2 separate regions of the Mus musculus genome follow, and region 2 is linked to region 1. The links are chromatin loops, found by intact Hi-C in ENCODE. Cell type or tissue: heart. All regions are shown on one strand.

Region 1 (8,000 bases):
TAGAGCTGAAGGTTCCCAAGGTATGGACGGCATTTAAAGAGTTAAGATGCCAATCACCAGTATTGTGGTACAAACCTTTAATAATAGCACTTAGGAGGCAGGGGCAAGAGGATTAGGTTTCCAGATCAATTTAAACTACACAGGGAGTTCAAGGCTAGCCTGGGCTATGTGAGACCCTATCTGAAAAAGCAAAACAAAAGAGTTCAAAGAGTACTTTATTTTTACCTTTAGCTCCTTCAAGTCCCAGGACTTCAGTTGGGTGGGAAGGCGTGGGACCTGACATGTGAGTGTGGAGCATTGATGTAAGGGGTCTGTATAGCTTATTGACTACATTTCACGAAGCCTTACCCCATCCTCAGGGTTACAGAGGGGGTGATGGACGGAAGGAGGGGAAGAAGAAGAGGAAGAGGAGGAGGGAGGAGGGAAAGAGAGAAAACAAACACCAAGTAACACGTTTAGTCAGGTTTAGAAAATACTGTATCCTGGGTAATTCTCATCTCTCAACTCATTTACAGTAGATTCTTTGTGGTGGTTTGGTTTTGTTGTTGTTTTTGAGACAGGATGACATATAGCCCAATCTGGCCTTGAATTCAACTTGCTGCTGTATAGTCAAGAGTGACACTTGCTCTGCCTGCCTCCATCTCCCAATTGCTGGGATTTCACGAGTTTCCTACCAGGCCTGATTGGTTTCTTCTGTAAAGTCAGACTTTTAATTCATAATTTCTTTTAAATATGTGTTTATGTTGTTGTTTCACAGAGATCTTGAATAGTATGGCTTGCATGACTCTATCACATTAGCAATTTCACTTGGGTTTTCTTTGATCCTAGCTATAATCTTCCATGGTTTGGCAGAATCCAGACTTACAAGAAAGGCTCACAAATCTCACCTTGTTTATTATATTGATGTTGGTACATTTTAGAAATTTGCTAATCTACTGACATTGCAAACATAAATCAGATATTCCTATATATATATTTACATAACTATGCTTGTTTAATTTCATCTTTAATAAAAACAAGGAACAGAAAACCATATGAAATTCTCATGTGGAGGTTTTGGTGCTGGGGATAGTTTTGGTGAGAACATGTAAGAATATGACTAATAGAAGTACCAGTCACGTATGTAATCAGCTTTATTATTTCTTTTTAACATATCTATTGGCATTGCATACAGTTTTATCATCTGTACACATCTGTGTGTAAGTATTTACATGAGCGCAGGCACCCACAGAGGCCAAAGGAGTTGGATGCCTGTCTTGGTTAGGATTTCTACTGCTGCAGTGAAACACCATGACCAAAAAGCAAGTTGGGGAGAAAAGGGTTTATTTGGCTTACCCTACATAATAGCATTGACGTGCATCATGGAAGGAAGTGAGGACAGGAACCCAGATAGGGGAGGAATCTGGAGGCAGGGGCTGATGCAACAAAGGCTGTGGACGGGTGCTGCTTTTTGGCTTGTTCCCCATGGCGGCTTCTACCTGCTTGCTTATAGAACCCAGAACCACCAGCCCAGGGGTGGCACCACCCAAAATGACCTGGGCCCTCCCCCATCAATTAATTACTAATTAAGAAAATGCCTTGCAGGCTTGCCTACAGCCCAGTCTTATGGAGGCATTTTCTCAATCGAAGTTTCCTCATATCTGATGAGTCTAGTTTGTCAAATTGACAAAAACCTAGCCATGAAAATCTGAAGTTATAGGCAGTTGTGAGCCACCTGACATCAGTTCTGGGAATCTAACTTAGGTCTTTTGGAAGAACATTACTTGGTTTTAACCACTGAAATTTAATAATTTCAAAGTGCTGTTTTATAAAATTCTGTATCTTACAACAGTTCTATGGGGGTATGGGAATATCTTTCTCTTTGCTTGCATATTTGAAAATTGACCCTCAGAACAGTATTGACATAAATGAAGATCCAAGAAAAAAAATCAATTTTCCAGGGCTGGAGAGATGGCTCTCTGGGCCATAAAATCACTTTAGTGCATTGATCATACAAAAAGAAGTAGACTAGAAAATACTAGTGTGCTTCATAAAATAAGGGCGAGGTTTATTTAGGAAGCCCTCTTACAGCTCAGTTTCTTTATAAGTGTATAATATAAACTATTGAAAAGTTATTATCTAACTACTGTATGTATTTGTATGTGAATGCACAAAGGGATCGGCGTGTGGGTTCTGGGCATCAAGCTTGGTCGTCAGGCAGGGCTGCCAGTGCCCTAACTTGCTGGGCTGTCTGCACCAGAATGGAAATGTAGTATTTTTTACTGCATTCTCTCCCTCTCTCCCTCTCTCCCTCTCTCCCTCTCTCCCTCTCTCCCTCTCTCCCTCTCCCTCTCCCCTCCCCTCCCCTCCTCTCCTTAATTTATTTTTTTACGTTCACATACAAAGTAGTGTGTGTTTTTTTTAATATTGTGTGTGTGTGTGTGTGTGAGACAGACAGACAGACAGACAGACAGACAGAGAGACAGAGAGACAGAGAGACAGGTAGGGAGGGAGGGATGTGAGTGTAAGCGTGCGTGCAGTGTGCGTAGAAGTCGGAGGACATCTTCTGGAGTCTGTTCTTCCCGGCCTGTGGATTTCTGAGATAAGTGACGGACACAAGTCCTCAGGGTTGTGCAGCAAGCGCATGCTCCGAGCTGAGCTATGTCACGGCCAGGCAGGATGGGCAGCTCCCAGACACAGGTGAATGTCATTTATACCTAGTTCTTACGCATTCTATCCCTCATTTCTCCTTTTTGCTGGCTTTTCTTCCCTCAGATAATCCTCCCGTCTACTATCATGTACTGTGTCTACTTTCGTGTACTGTGAGTTGAGGTTTCAGAGTGTTAGGACTCACAGGCTGGAGAAAGCTGCAACTCCAGGATAGAGCTCTTACCTGGGATGCAGAGGGCCCTGGGTGCAACCCAAAGCCAGACCGTGGGAAGCGGAGGGGAGGGGAGGGGAGGGGAGGGGAGGGGAGGGGAGGGGAGGGGAGGGGAGGGGAGGGGAGGGGAGGGGAGGGCACAAGGGCTTGTGTTCTGGATGTTCTTTTGTATCTTCCCCTACCTTCCCAACTGTTTGCGCTGCCACCATTTTAGACCCTTTTATCACCCTTATCATACAGGATAAAGATTTGCTACTTTATTCTATGTTTGTTTGTTTCTTTGTTGTTGTTTTGTTCTTTAAGACAGGGTTTCTCTGTAGCCCCAGCTGTCCTGGAACTCACTCTGTAGACGAAGCTGGCCTTGAACTCAAGAGAACTGCCTGCTTCTGCCTCCCCAGTGCTGGGATTAAAGGCGCCCCACTGCCGTGCACCACCACTGCCCAGCTGCTGCTGTAATTTTTAACTACAAGAATTCTTTTGACTTCTAATTAATTAAAACATGACATTTTAAATATTGGTATCTGGACAGCCTTGAACATAAAATGAAGAGAGGATTAGATAAGTGCCTATAGATCTGCTCCTAGGATGTGCTAAATGCACCTATGCCTCCCTCACACCCAGCTCTAGAGTACCCAAGGCAGTGTATTTACTGATTGAACTTTCATTCAGGTTTGCATTCAAGGGGCAATGTTCACTTCATTTTATCCTACATACAAGTTGAATACTGAAAATTTGTTCAAGGTTTTGTAATAGCGACCTCTACTGGCTCTAGCTGAGGTATGTGCAAGTGGATTTTAAACACCTGAAGGGAGCTAATAGTGAATTACATTAAAGTAGGGAATTTAGCTATTATAATGGCTCGTTCTTTAACTGAATAACTTCTAGATGTTAGAATTGAAATAGTCTGCTAAAGATGGGCCTGTTCGTTCATGGTAGGTCCACCATGTTAAAGCACGGGTTAGCAGTGCAGGCCACTGAGGCTCGTGACCTGGATGATACGGACTCTCACATGAATGCTACTTGTATTTATAACTGGGGTTAAAGTAAGGATGAAATAAATAAGAATTTATTGGAGTTGATATTTGCAAGTCTCCTTCCATGAAACTGTGAATGATGTTTAAGGTGACTTACCAGTCTTGCCATTAGTGTTAATGAAGGTGGGTGCAGGATATGATTTACCTGTTAATAAAAACTGTCCTTAGTCCCTTAGTGACCTAACTAAGAAACTAACACAGTGACAATCACAGACTTTTGTTTGCAGTGTAAATTACGTGAAAAGCTCGCGCATACTCTTTATTTCACAGTAAGCTTTAAGTGCTGAGCTGTATTTGCTTGTTGCTTAGTTATTATTCCCTCTTTTCTAAGGAACGTGTTCAAAAGAGTTTTCCTCATCCAATTGATAAGTGGGCAATAGCTGATGCCCAATCAGCCATTGAAAAGAGGAAGAGACGAAATCCTTTATCGCTGCCAGCAGAAAGAATTCATCATTTATTAAGGGTAAGCTGAAATAAGCCACATGACCTATGAAAAGCAAAATAACTGAATGGTAAAATCCTTTTACATTTTCCAGGGATTCATGTTGAGGTAAGGGGGTGCTGTGGTAGTGAGTAAAGGTTGGACAACGTGGTTTCATGTCACTTCAAACCAGTAGTAGTAAATCAAAGACACCTGGAAAAGTTATATTATAGATTTTATTTACTCCAGGGTTGCTAGAAAATATAATTGTAGATATTTCTCTCTTTCTGGTCAGAGCTAAATATCCCATAAAGCTTTAAAGTCTGTTAGCATTTTGTGTAGGGCTATCTGTGAGACTGCAGTGAGGGTCTGTGTTTTTGTGGGACAAACAAGCTGGTCCTGCTTAAATAAGTTAACCACTTTAGTGTACCCAGAACTAGAAAAATGCCAAGAATCCTAAGAGTGCTAGTTTGGTTTATTTACCATGACAAACAAAATAACTCTCTTCCTCACACACACACAAATACCTTATTGTAATATTTAAAACCTTAGTACAAGTTTCTGTTTTTTCCCTTTGAGACAAGGTCTTACATTATTGCCCAGGCTGGCCTTGGCCTGAGTGCTGGCATTAAAGGCTGGCATTGCTACGCCCGACGGACTGACCTGTGCTTTCTCCTCTCCTGTAAGACTTCATCTTCCTTGGGAACTTGTGGCTCCACAGACGCACATACTCTCTGTGAAGTCTAATAATAGGATCATTTAAATGCTTAGTAGCACATAGCATGGAGGGTGTTTGTTTTGTTTTTAATTTTGTTTTTCATGGAAAGCCAAGAGTGTGTCATCAGGTAATATACCATATGCTCCCCACACCAAGCTCAGACTTTGTGGTTAAACCACTTACTTACACACTACTGTGTACTGCTCCAGTACTGTACACAACCAGAGACGATTCTGCTTCCCTCTGTGTGTACGCACGTGTGTCCTACACATAATAGTGTGTGTGTGTGTGTGTGTGTTTCTCATGAATGAACTAGTGAAAATTAAATTATTAAATATTGGTAGTGATGGGCTTCAGTGAAAGTTAAGCTGGGTTGATACTGTTTAATTTTGTAGTTGATTGATTAGATTTTACTGTGTATGACGTTTAAATGTGCTTTCCTTTTAATTTTTCAGGAGGTCCTCGGTTATAAAATTGACCACCAGGTTTCTGTTTACATAGTAGCAGTATTAGAATACATTTCTGCAGATATTTTAAAGCTCGTGGGGAATTATGTAAGAAATATACGGCATTATGAAATTACAAAACAAGACATTAAAGTGGCAATGTGTGCTGATAAGGTAGGAGAATCAGCTTCTTTGTGTTGTATTCATAAATTATTACTTATGATTTATTGGATGCTAATATACTCTTCAGAAAGAATAGAATTGTGCACTGCATTATGTTTTGGGGAGAGATTTCCAGTAACCTCATAGCATACATCCAGGTTGTTACTGTATGGAAATAAGATAGAGGTGGCTGGTACTTAAGTGGCTTTTTAGGAAAGAAGATATTTTCTGATGGGATTCTATTCCACTTTCTTCACACTCTGGCCATTCTGGTTATAGATTCTACTTATGTATGTATTAGTGTTTATTCTAACAGAATAAAGTGAAAGAGATTATCTGGCCTGAAGAATTAAAAGTGTTGTGATATTTTTAAATGGAGATAAAGTACTTGATATTTATGATTACAACTGAAAATGAATACAAAGTGTTTGCTACTTTGTTTTAAATGTGTGTGTGTGTGTGTGTGTACAGCGCAGGGATTCAGAGAAGTCGGAACAAGTATTCGATCTCCTAGAAATGGGCGCACAGAGGGTTTATGGTGCTGGAAACTGAGCCCAGGTGCTCTGGGCAAGCTGTGAGTGCTTTTAACAGCCAAGCCACCTCTCTAGCCCATCTGCTAAAAGATTTATTTTTATTACTGTGGCACATGGGAGGGGCATTCTGTGCACATGAGCACAGTTGTTTGTGAAGACCAGAAGAGGTACCAGACCCCTGAAGTTATAAGCAGTTGTGAATTGCCTGACATGGCTTCTGGGAACTGATACACTTGTGTGTTCTTAACCACTCGCCTGTCTGTCTAACCCTCTTGCTTGCTACTTTTTAAAATGAATCATATAAGTAAAATATTTTTTAGTATCTATTATGTGCTCATACAGAAATGAGGTACAGAAAAATGTGTTTAAAAGGGGGCTGGGATCTTTCTAACTGGTAGAGTGTGGCCTAGGATGCATAAAGCCTTGGATTTGGTTTCTGGTCCTGGGTAAACAGAATGAGATGCGCGTGTGCAAGCAGAAGGATCAGAAATTCAAGGCCAGTCTTGGCTACATAGTGACCCTATGGCTAGCTTCAGTTATATGAGACCATATCCCTATAGTTTAAAAAATTTTTAAAAAACAATGCTTCAAAGTTGTTGAAAGGTGACTTACGTTGTAGCATAAGGTAAACTATACTGCAGTGACACTGTACAGGGCCACAAGAGTGGGAAGGGTGAGTTTCAGCAAGAGTAACCGTGGAAAACTTTTTGAAGAAACTTTTTGTATGTATAGGTGTTTAACCTGCATACATGCCTGTCGCCATGTTGATGCCTGGTTGCCATGGTTAACTGATTCTCTAGAACTGGAGTTAAGATTGTGAGCCACCTTGTAGGTGCTAGGAATGAAGCTCAGGTTCTCTGAAGAACATTAATTGTTCCTAACCTCTGAGCCATCTCTTCTCTAAAGCCATCTCTTCCTCCCCCCCCCTCCCCCACAGGGCATGTTTGTCCTCTTGTGGGGGTGGGGGGGATGCCTAGGGCATTAACCTTCAAGGGAGACTACACTATTATTACTGACACTTTCATTTTACCTCTGACTACATAGGTATTGATGGATATGTTTCATCAAGATGTAGAAGATATAAATATCTTATCTTTAACTGATGAAGAGCCTTCCACCTCAGGAGAACAAACTTATTATGATTTGGTAAAAGCATTCATGGCAGAAATTCGACAGTATATAAGAGAATTAAATCTAATTATAAAAGTTTTTCGAGAGCCCTTTGTCTCTAATTCCAAATTGTTTTCATCTAATGTAAGTATATTTTGTTATTTTTGCATGTGTTGTTAACTTTCAGTTCAAATTTGAAGTTATATAATTCATGATTTCTAATTTGTCCTGATCACAAATAAAGTGCTGCCACAGTTTCAAGAGATTAAACATCAGAAATTGAAAGACAGAAATCTAAAATAGACTAATTATGTAAGTGAAAATGAAATCACATAATAATCAATTTATCTCAGGGGATAGAGCGTCTTGTGTAGGTGGGAGATATTTTTGATTCAGTGACTTATTTGAGTCATTTAAGTGATACTTATCAACAGCAGCCGTATTGTGGGACACCACATTCAGAGGAGTCAGCAACAGTCCTGTCTCGTCAGGGCGGAGCTGGAAATGTAGGACGAAGAGTCGTAATGCAAGAGTAACAGCGGAATTATTGGGAACACAAGAGATGAGCCGCAGGGCAGTGCCCGTGCTAACCGTGCTAGACCTAAAGAACGTTCAGTGATGAGAACAGTGCCAGCTCTGGAGCTCCAGGCATCGCAGTTCCTGGGCATTAAATAAAACGGAGAGCAGCTGAGAGCACAGCCCAGTGGCAGAGCACT
Region 2 (8,000 bases), 99 kb before region 1:
ATACAAGGGAAAGGAGTTACAAACAGGTGAGGTCATATGTCCTGGTTTTTGCCCTAGCTTCCCATGTAGCTAATACCCCACCACTCTCAGAGGTGAGCTACTGTGAACCCTAAACTATCTGGTCTCTCTCGGCAGAGGCAGAGTAGCCATGTTAGCTAGCTTGACTACAGCTGTTCTGGTTTCTGCCTGTTACACTGACTTCTACACTAAGATTTTTTAGTAACCCAGGGGATAGGTTATCAAACTTCATTAGCATTTTACTTTTGGTTTACAATATTGAACAAGGGGCTGGGGAAATGGCTCAGCAGCTAAGAGAGGACCTGGGTTTAGTTCCACAACTATCTAAAGTCTAATTCCAGGTGATCTGATGCCTTCTGACCTCTCTGGGCACCAGGCACATACATACATACATACATACATACATACATGCAAAACATTTATTCATATAAAACATTTAAAATATATATATGGATATAATATTATATTGCACAGAAAAACGAAAAAGAAAGAAGAAAATATAAAAGACTGCTTTCTGAACCATTTCCACATGTCAATAGAAGCCACAAATAAAACCTCCGTACATCAGAGCAAGCAGCAGCCTCAACCAGAGGACAGAGCCCAGTGAAAAGCATATCTAAATGCATGAGCCTGGGAGAGTCCTAAGATAAGAGGTGCAACAGAAACTTAGGGGCTGAGAGCGGACACTAGAAACCAGACTGCACTCCAGTCCAAGCCACCACTGACATAAGTCGATGGTAAGGGGACTGGGGAGATGGGCTCAGCTTAAGAACTCACGCTGCTCTTGCAGACCACCCTTTGCTCCCCAGCACCCAGACAGGGTGGCCCACAACTCCTCTAACTCTAGCTCCAGGGGATCTGGTGCCCTCTTCTGGACACTGCGGGCACTCACATGTGTGTGCACATGCACATACAACATACAATTAAAAATAAAATAAGCCTGTTTTTTTTTTTTTGGCCATGATAATGTGTAAAGTATGTAAACACTGATCATTTTATAGCCTTTTGCATAATGACTCAGTCCTTCATTTACGTTATACATTGTGTGTTCCTAGTTCTTGTACACTGCACGGTGCCTACACATGAACACGTTGCTTACACTTGGCCCTCACCAGGGGGATTTAAACAGTTTAGCTACTATCACTACTTACTTGTTACAGATCTTCAATTCATTCCACATTGAAGCTGATGGCTCGAAGAACGAGCAATTGATCTTAAACACCATAACAAAATTCTGTATGAGAGAATGGAGAAACCGCTCAGCCAGTAAAAGCCCCTGCTGTACAAACCTCAGGGGCCCCAGTTCAGATCCTCAGCACCTATGTCAAACACTGTGCTAAATGGCATGTGTCTGCAACCCCTGGTCTGGAAGGCAGAGGCAGGAGGATTCCTAGGACTTGCTGGACCCCGCCCATCTCACTGAGTTGGTAGGAGCCACATGTCAGTGAGAGACCTTGTCTCAAAGATTAAAGGGAGAGCAGAGACAAGATTGCTCAGCAGGTAGATGCTTGCAGCCAAATCTGACAATCTGAGTTCAATGCCCGGGACTTAAGTGATAGAAGGAACCAGTCCCCGCAAGTTGTCATCTGACCCTCACACAGGTGACATTGCACATCCATGAGTGTGCATATGCCCATGCACTCAGACACACATATATTAATTAATTAGTAATAAAATGTTAAAGGGGAGAGCAATTAAGAACACCTGATTAGCCGGGCATGGTAGCGCACGCCTTTAATCCCAGCACTCGGGAGGCAGAGGCAGGCGGATTTCTGAGTTCGAGGCCAGCCTGGTCTACAGAGTGAGTTCCAGGACAGCCAGGGCTACACAGAGAAACCCTGTCTCAGAAAAAGAAAAAAAAAAAAAAGGAACACCTGATGTCAACCTCTAGGCTCCATACACACATGCACACACACACATATGTGCACCCTCGCACATATGCACATACGCCAACACACAATAAAAGAAAAAAAAAAACCCTTCTGCCCAGGAGCTAGAATGATAAAGGGGCGTGTCCTCCTAGCATCAGAGCATATCTGGGACAGCTGTGAACGGAACCGCATCACTAACCTGTGCACTTCACTTCTTCTGCAGCAGTTGAAACACCCAAACCTCGTGAACCTCATCGAGGTGTTCAGAAGAAAGAGAAAGATGCATCTAGTTTTTGAGTACTGTGATCACACACTGTTAAACGAGCTGGAGAGAAACCCAAACGGGTAAGTGATCCAGAACCTGGAGTTCTTTGGCCAGTTCTCTTTCATTCTGTGTGTAGCCCCAAAAGGATCCCAGCCCCAGCCTCCCAGCCCCACCCCAACCCCCGCTACCAACCCCCAGCTTCACGTAGGATGTGCTCAAAGGGTAATGGCTTTTAACCTAAAGTGTAAGCAGAAGAAACAGGAAGCCAGTATAAACCCCAGTGTAGCTTGGTGGGAAAGCATACACAGGGTGGTCTGACCTCAAGGAGCGACCATAATTCAGTGCGAGGAAATCCAATCATATGGCCCACCAGCAAGTCAACACGTAAGAGCACCCACTGGGGCTGGAGCGGCAGCTCTCTGGTCAAGAACAGCAAGTCCTGCTCTTGCAGAGGCCCCAGGTTCGGTTCCCAGCACCCATGTGGTGGCTCACAGCCATCTGTCACTCCGGTTCCGGGGGATCTGGTGCCCTTTGCTGGCCTTCCTGCATACGTTGCAGACATACATGTAGGTGAACAGTCAGACACAATAAATAATAAATAACTCTTTAAAAGAGACAACTACAGGGGCTGAAGAGATGGCTCAGCAGTTAAGAGCACTGACTGCTCTTCCAGAGGTCCTGAGTTCCAGTCCCAGCAACCACATGGTGGCTCACAACCATCTGTGATGGGATCTGATGCCCTCTTCTGGTGTGCATGAGGACAGTGACAGTGTACTCGTATAAAATAAATAAGTAAGTCTTTTTAAAGAACGCAACTACATATCTGACTGAAATGATTAAAAGATTTTATTGAAATGAGCATGTTTCTAGATGGAAATACCTACTATGAGAGTATAAACATGTTGTCTCATCGGGTTTTTTTTTTGTAGCACAGAATTCTAACTAGAGCACAAATCGGATATTTTTTAAACTTGAAAAGTGAGAGCCAAGAAATTTCTTAAAGAAGGAAGGAAAAAACAGGGTTTAAATACAGAAGTTTTGGCAATTGCTTTCTTTAAAAAATAAAGCCATGACTAAAACTGAAAAAGAATTTCAATAAACTATTATCACCATTAATAATTTTTCAAATAGTGTAAGATGAGTGCTGTGGTATACCAGAGGCTGAGACGGGATGATTGCAAGTTGGCGATTAACCTGAGCAACTTAGTCAAGACCCGGTCTCAAATATATTCGAAAGGGTTAGGGGTGTAGCTCAGTGGTACAGAGGTTGCCTGGCGTGTGCAAGGCACAGGGGTTCCATCTGAAGCCACCACAAACAAAATAGGTATGCAGGCCTCTCCACCTAGACAGGGTGTAACTAGGTAGATCATTTGGCAGTGAGTATGAACATTTAGAAAGCTGTTGTCACACTTAAACGCAAAACTCCACTTAGAAAAGATATACAGCAAGGTATTTTTCCCATAAGGGCAAAATTATACATATTCTGAAAGATATTTAGAGCAGAGAAGATTGGGAGTGACCTGATTTTCCAGTAGTAAACAACTGCTGAGCTGAGACATGGCTGTCCCTCGACAAGTCCATCCCTACCTCCTTTTGGCAGTTTATTTTCTTTCCTTTAACCCCGTGGAAAGCGCACGCCCTTAACCTCAGTGCTGGGAAAGTAGTCAGCAGATCCCGGAAGCTGGCACTTTAGCTACTGTAGCTAAACCAGGGAGTTCCCGGTCTAATGAGAAACCCTGTCTCACAATAACAATAGGTTTGGAGAGATGATTCCGCTATTTAGAACACGTACAGCTCTTCCAGATCTGAGTTGGATTCCCAGGTATTCACGACAGGTGGTTCATCACTGACTATGACAACAGTTCCAGGGAATTTGACACCTCTAGCCTCCAAGGGTACACTTGAATTTACACACACACACACACATACACACATGCACACCTGAAAAATTAAAGTTATTTTGTTAAAATTGAAATAGAAAATATTGAAAATAAAATAAATCATTAAAAGTAATAATTAGGTGGATAGAAGAAGATCCCAAGAAACCAACCTCTGGAATTCAACACACACGTACACACATGTATGCACATACAGAAATACCTATACATGCATCTCTTTCACACACACACATGCACGCACAAACACACAGCACACACACGTATGCACATACCCAAATACCTATACATGCATCTCTCTCTCCCCCTCTCCCTCTCCCTCTCTCTCTCTCTCTCTCCCTCTCCCTCTCCCTCTCCCTCTCCCCCTCTCTCTCTCTTGCACACGTGCACGCGAGCACACACACACATACACACACGCGCGCGCGAATTTGTAAGGTCAGAGTCATCTTCAGGTGACTAAAATAGCAGTTTCTGAGCTGGGTAGCTCGAGACACCTGGATTTTAGCTTCAAGCTTTTCGCTGTTGCTTTTAGTATTTGTCTCTACACTCTCCCGAAGGATAATACCTAAACACCACGTATCCACCGATTTCTACAGAGGGCGCTATTTCACTCTATAATGCTTTGAAAACTGCTGCCTGCGGCAGAACAGCATTGGCGTGCTCTCTCTCCGGTCTGGACGTGGCGTGTCTATCTACGGTCACTACAGTTCCATCTCCTCTGTAAGATCAATGTGATTCATCCCTAACGCATATCATCCTCCCAGCAGTGGACCCTGCCTCCTGGGCATCTGAGCCAAGTGAGCAGAACCATGCCGCCCCAGTAAGAAAGCTTTGCGTATCCTATTGACGACCGATACTCCCATTGAACTAGCTCTGCTTGGTTTCTCGTTAACAACGTTAGCAGTCAGGGTTCTGAAACATTTCTGACCCCTCATACCTGCCTTGTTTCCTAGGTCTCCTCACCTGGAGTCTCCGAGTACCTATCCAGAATCCTATGTCTGTTGATATAGTAGCCTAGTGCTGGCGCCTGTTCCCTGAAGGTGGAAGCCACCCCTCCCCCCACTACTCTCGCCGGCTCTGTTGTCTGGGTTGCTCAATCGATTGTTGCTCAATCGATTGGCTTCCTAGTCCATTTCTCCACATTTACCTCCTAGCACTGTATCACTTCTTGCTTGATTCTTTCGAGGGCTTTGGCTTTAGAGCCGGGTCCAGGTTCTGGAAGGTTCTGTGGGACTCTACCTTGTTTCTGCCTAAATTCCCCACACTCCTGGTTCTTTGTCAACCCAGAGCATCTTCTACCTTTGGGACCTCTGGTCACTGTGCCTGGGATGTGGTCATGTCTACTGGCTTCATCTGACCTCAGACCTTCATCTCTTGAACACAAGTGGAGGTTAGGCGGAAGTGTTTGGGTGGTAGCTTTCTCAGTGAATTTAGGGTGTTTTTCCATTTTCACACAGGAGAAAATGGAAGCTTCCACAACTCTCTGAGGTTATAAAAGTGGAAAGTAGCATAGTGGGGTCTGAAGTTGAATATTCTGCCTCTTAGTGCCCAGGGTGGCTATGGTCACCCTTCCACTTTATAAAAGAGAAAAGCTGTCACTGCAGGTTTGACTAGGAAAGGGTGGACATGGACAAAATCATAACAAAATGCAGTTCGGGAAACAGGAATGGATATTTCATACAGAAAAGAATTTGTGCTAAGAATTAGGTCTCTCGTAATATTCACAATTAGGAGTGGAGGTAAAGGGTGCCACCGTGTACCTAACTGTCAAGGGCAATGCTACATAATCAGGCCCTAAGATGAGGAACTGCTCTGAGAGAAATCCCCCGTGCCCCTTCCCCCCCTCCCCCGCTCCTCCCCACACACACATACATCCATTTTTCTGAATAGAGCAGCCTCCCATGCCAGCACCTAGGTCCTGGAGCCATAACTGATGATGTGAGTTCAAGTCCAGGGATCCACAGGATGGAAGCAGAAGGCTCACTCTCTCAAGTTGTCTCCATGACTAAACTATCCATTTAAAATTTAAATATACAAATTAAACCTTTGGGTCTCTAGTTTCCGAAAACAACAGTCCCATGTACATCAGCAGAACTGAAAAGATCTGCAGGGTCTGTAACAGAGCAGGACTGAGCAGGCAACTGCTAAGACAGTAGAGACCAGCACTAGCCACCTGATTAAACACAGTAGCCACAAAGAAAAAAGTCTAAGTGTGTGTGTGTGGGGGGGGGGAAGTTGAGGATAATTAGGAACATGTTATCTAAATGATTTGATGTGTGTGCATACAGATGTGTGTGTATACATATATGTGAAATTGTATAAGAAAAATAATTATAAAAACAAAAAAGGGGGCTGGTGAGATGGCTCAGTGGGTAAGAGCACCCGACTGCTCTTCCTAAGGTCCATAGTTCAAATCCCAGCAACCACATGGTGGCTCACAACTATCCATAACGAGATCTGACGCCCTCTTCTGGTGTGTCTGAAGACAGCTACAGTGTACTTACATATAATAAATAAATAAATCTTTTTTTTAAAAAAAAGCTGCAAATGAGAAGAAAAAGAAGGGAAGGAAGGAAGGAGAGAGAAGAAAGAAAAAGAAAGAAAGAAAGAAAGAAAGAAAGAAAGAAAGAAAGAAAGAAAACATCCAGAAATGATAATGGATAGAGAAGGGCTGGGAAAACGACTTAGCAGTTAAACACTTGACATAGGAGCATGTGGATCAGGGTTTGAATCACTAGAAACCCGTGTAATTACCACAACCCACCTGTAATTCCAGCATTAAAAGGCAGAGATGGGATCCCCCGAGCAAGCTGGCTAGCAAGACTAGCCGTATCAAAGAACCTTGGTTTGATAGACAGACTGTCTCATGGTAAAAACAACCAAAGATGATTCCTGGCACTAACCTTGAACCACCTTATGTATGTACACACTTATACGCACACACTTGTGTACACACACACACACACACACACACGCAAAGCCACGCATACACACCCCATAAAAAATGAATAAGGAAACGGGAGAAAAGACGTGAAACGGAAATACACTCAGGAGGAAGTGTAGCACCCAGTAATCACATGAATATCGATTTAACTTGAGGCAGTCTCATGTAGCTTAGGCGAACCTCAGTCTTGCTATGTAACTGAGAATAACCTTCAACTTAGGAGGTAGAGGCAGGAGGATCCGCTCGCCAGTTCCCCGGTAAATAATAACCAGCCAAAGTAACTTGTCAGTACTCCGCACCTGGAAGGCTGGTTCTGCCAGGGGCTAGCTCATAGCCTCGCGTTCCCACGGGACTTTTATTCTCTCTGGGCTCCTCCTTGGGTGTCGACCTCTCTCTCCCAGTGCAGGCTGTATGGCCTCTACACAGTAACACAGCGCAAGCTACGCTGTTTCCCACCAGGCATGTATGTGGTGCACAAGCGCGCAAGCAGGCAGAACAACCACACAGACCATTTCAAAAGCGATTCTGGCGCCCCACTCCCTGACCCTGTGCCTCTGTTGCCCCTCCTGCCCCTGCCCCATTCCCAGCCCTTGCTCCCGGGACCCCCATCCCAGGAGTTTTCATTTCTATTTTTGATCTTTCTCTCCAGAGTTTCTGATGGAGTGATTAAAAGTGTGCTATGGCAAACCCTTCAAGCCCTTAACTTCTGTCACAAGCACAATGTAAGTAATATTTTCTAATGCTAGGAAGTTCTCTGTACCGATGCTTCTGTTGGAGAGAAGGAAAGACCCCGAGGCCTAAGATCAAAGCAAGAACCATGGAAGGAGCGAAGTTCCATCACTTATGGCTCGTCTCCCAGTTCCATGAGAACCAAGTTATGATAGCTTGTGAATTCAAAATTGTGTGGACTTAATGTTTTCCTCCACCACAGAATTGATTCCTAGAATTGTTTAAATTGGGTTAAAATATTATTTATAATCTAATATATAATATTTACATATTATAGC

The links. Peaks named below come from ENCODE experiments on the same cell type or tissue, not always from the same donor. Only the 100,000 strongest peaks of a DNase experiment are listed, where the experiment ranks them.
Region 2: it touches region 1 in a loop (5-fold over the local background); 26 of 42 quality-filtered maps call a loop at or near these places.

Annotation. Positions count from the first base shown.
Region 1 is chr17:80,451,409-80,459,408 of GRCm38, reverse strand. It overlaps Sos1 (SOS Ras/Rac guanine nucleotide exchange factor 1), which reads left to right. Exons shown (of 22, transcript NM_009231.2): 3 at 4,226-4,357; 4 at 5,489-5,653; 5 at 7,219-7,428. Among named protein-coding and RNA genes, the nearest start is that of Sos1, 25 kb to the left of the region's middle. In heart, a CTCF peak has its summit at 3,628 (motif pointing left); no DNase peak of the experiment used is centred here.
Region 2 is chr17:80,550,541-80,558,540 of GRCm38, reverse strand. It overlaps Cdkl4 (cyclin-dependent kinase-like 4), which reads left to right. Exons shown (of 10, transcript NM_001360143.1): 3 at 2,113-2,234; 4 at 7,643-7,715. Among named protein-coding and RNA genes, the nearest start is that of Cdkl4, 23 kb to the left of the region's middle. In heart, CTCF peaks have their summits at 894 (motif pointing left) and 4,649; DNase peaks (open chromatin) are centred at 4,770 and 5,020; H3K4me3 peaks cover 1,265 bases; H3K27ac peaks cover 1,299 bases.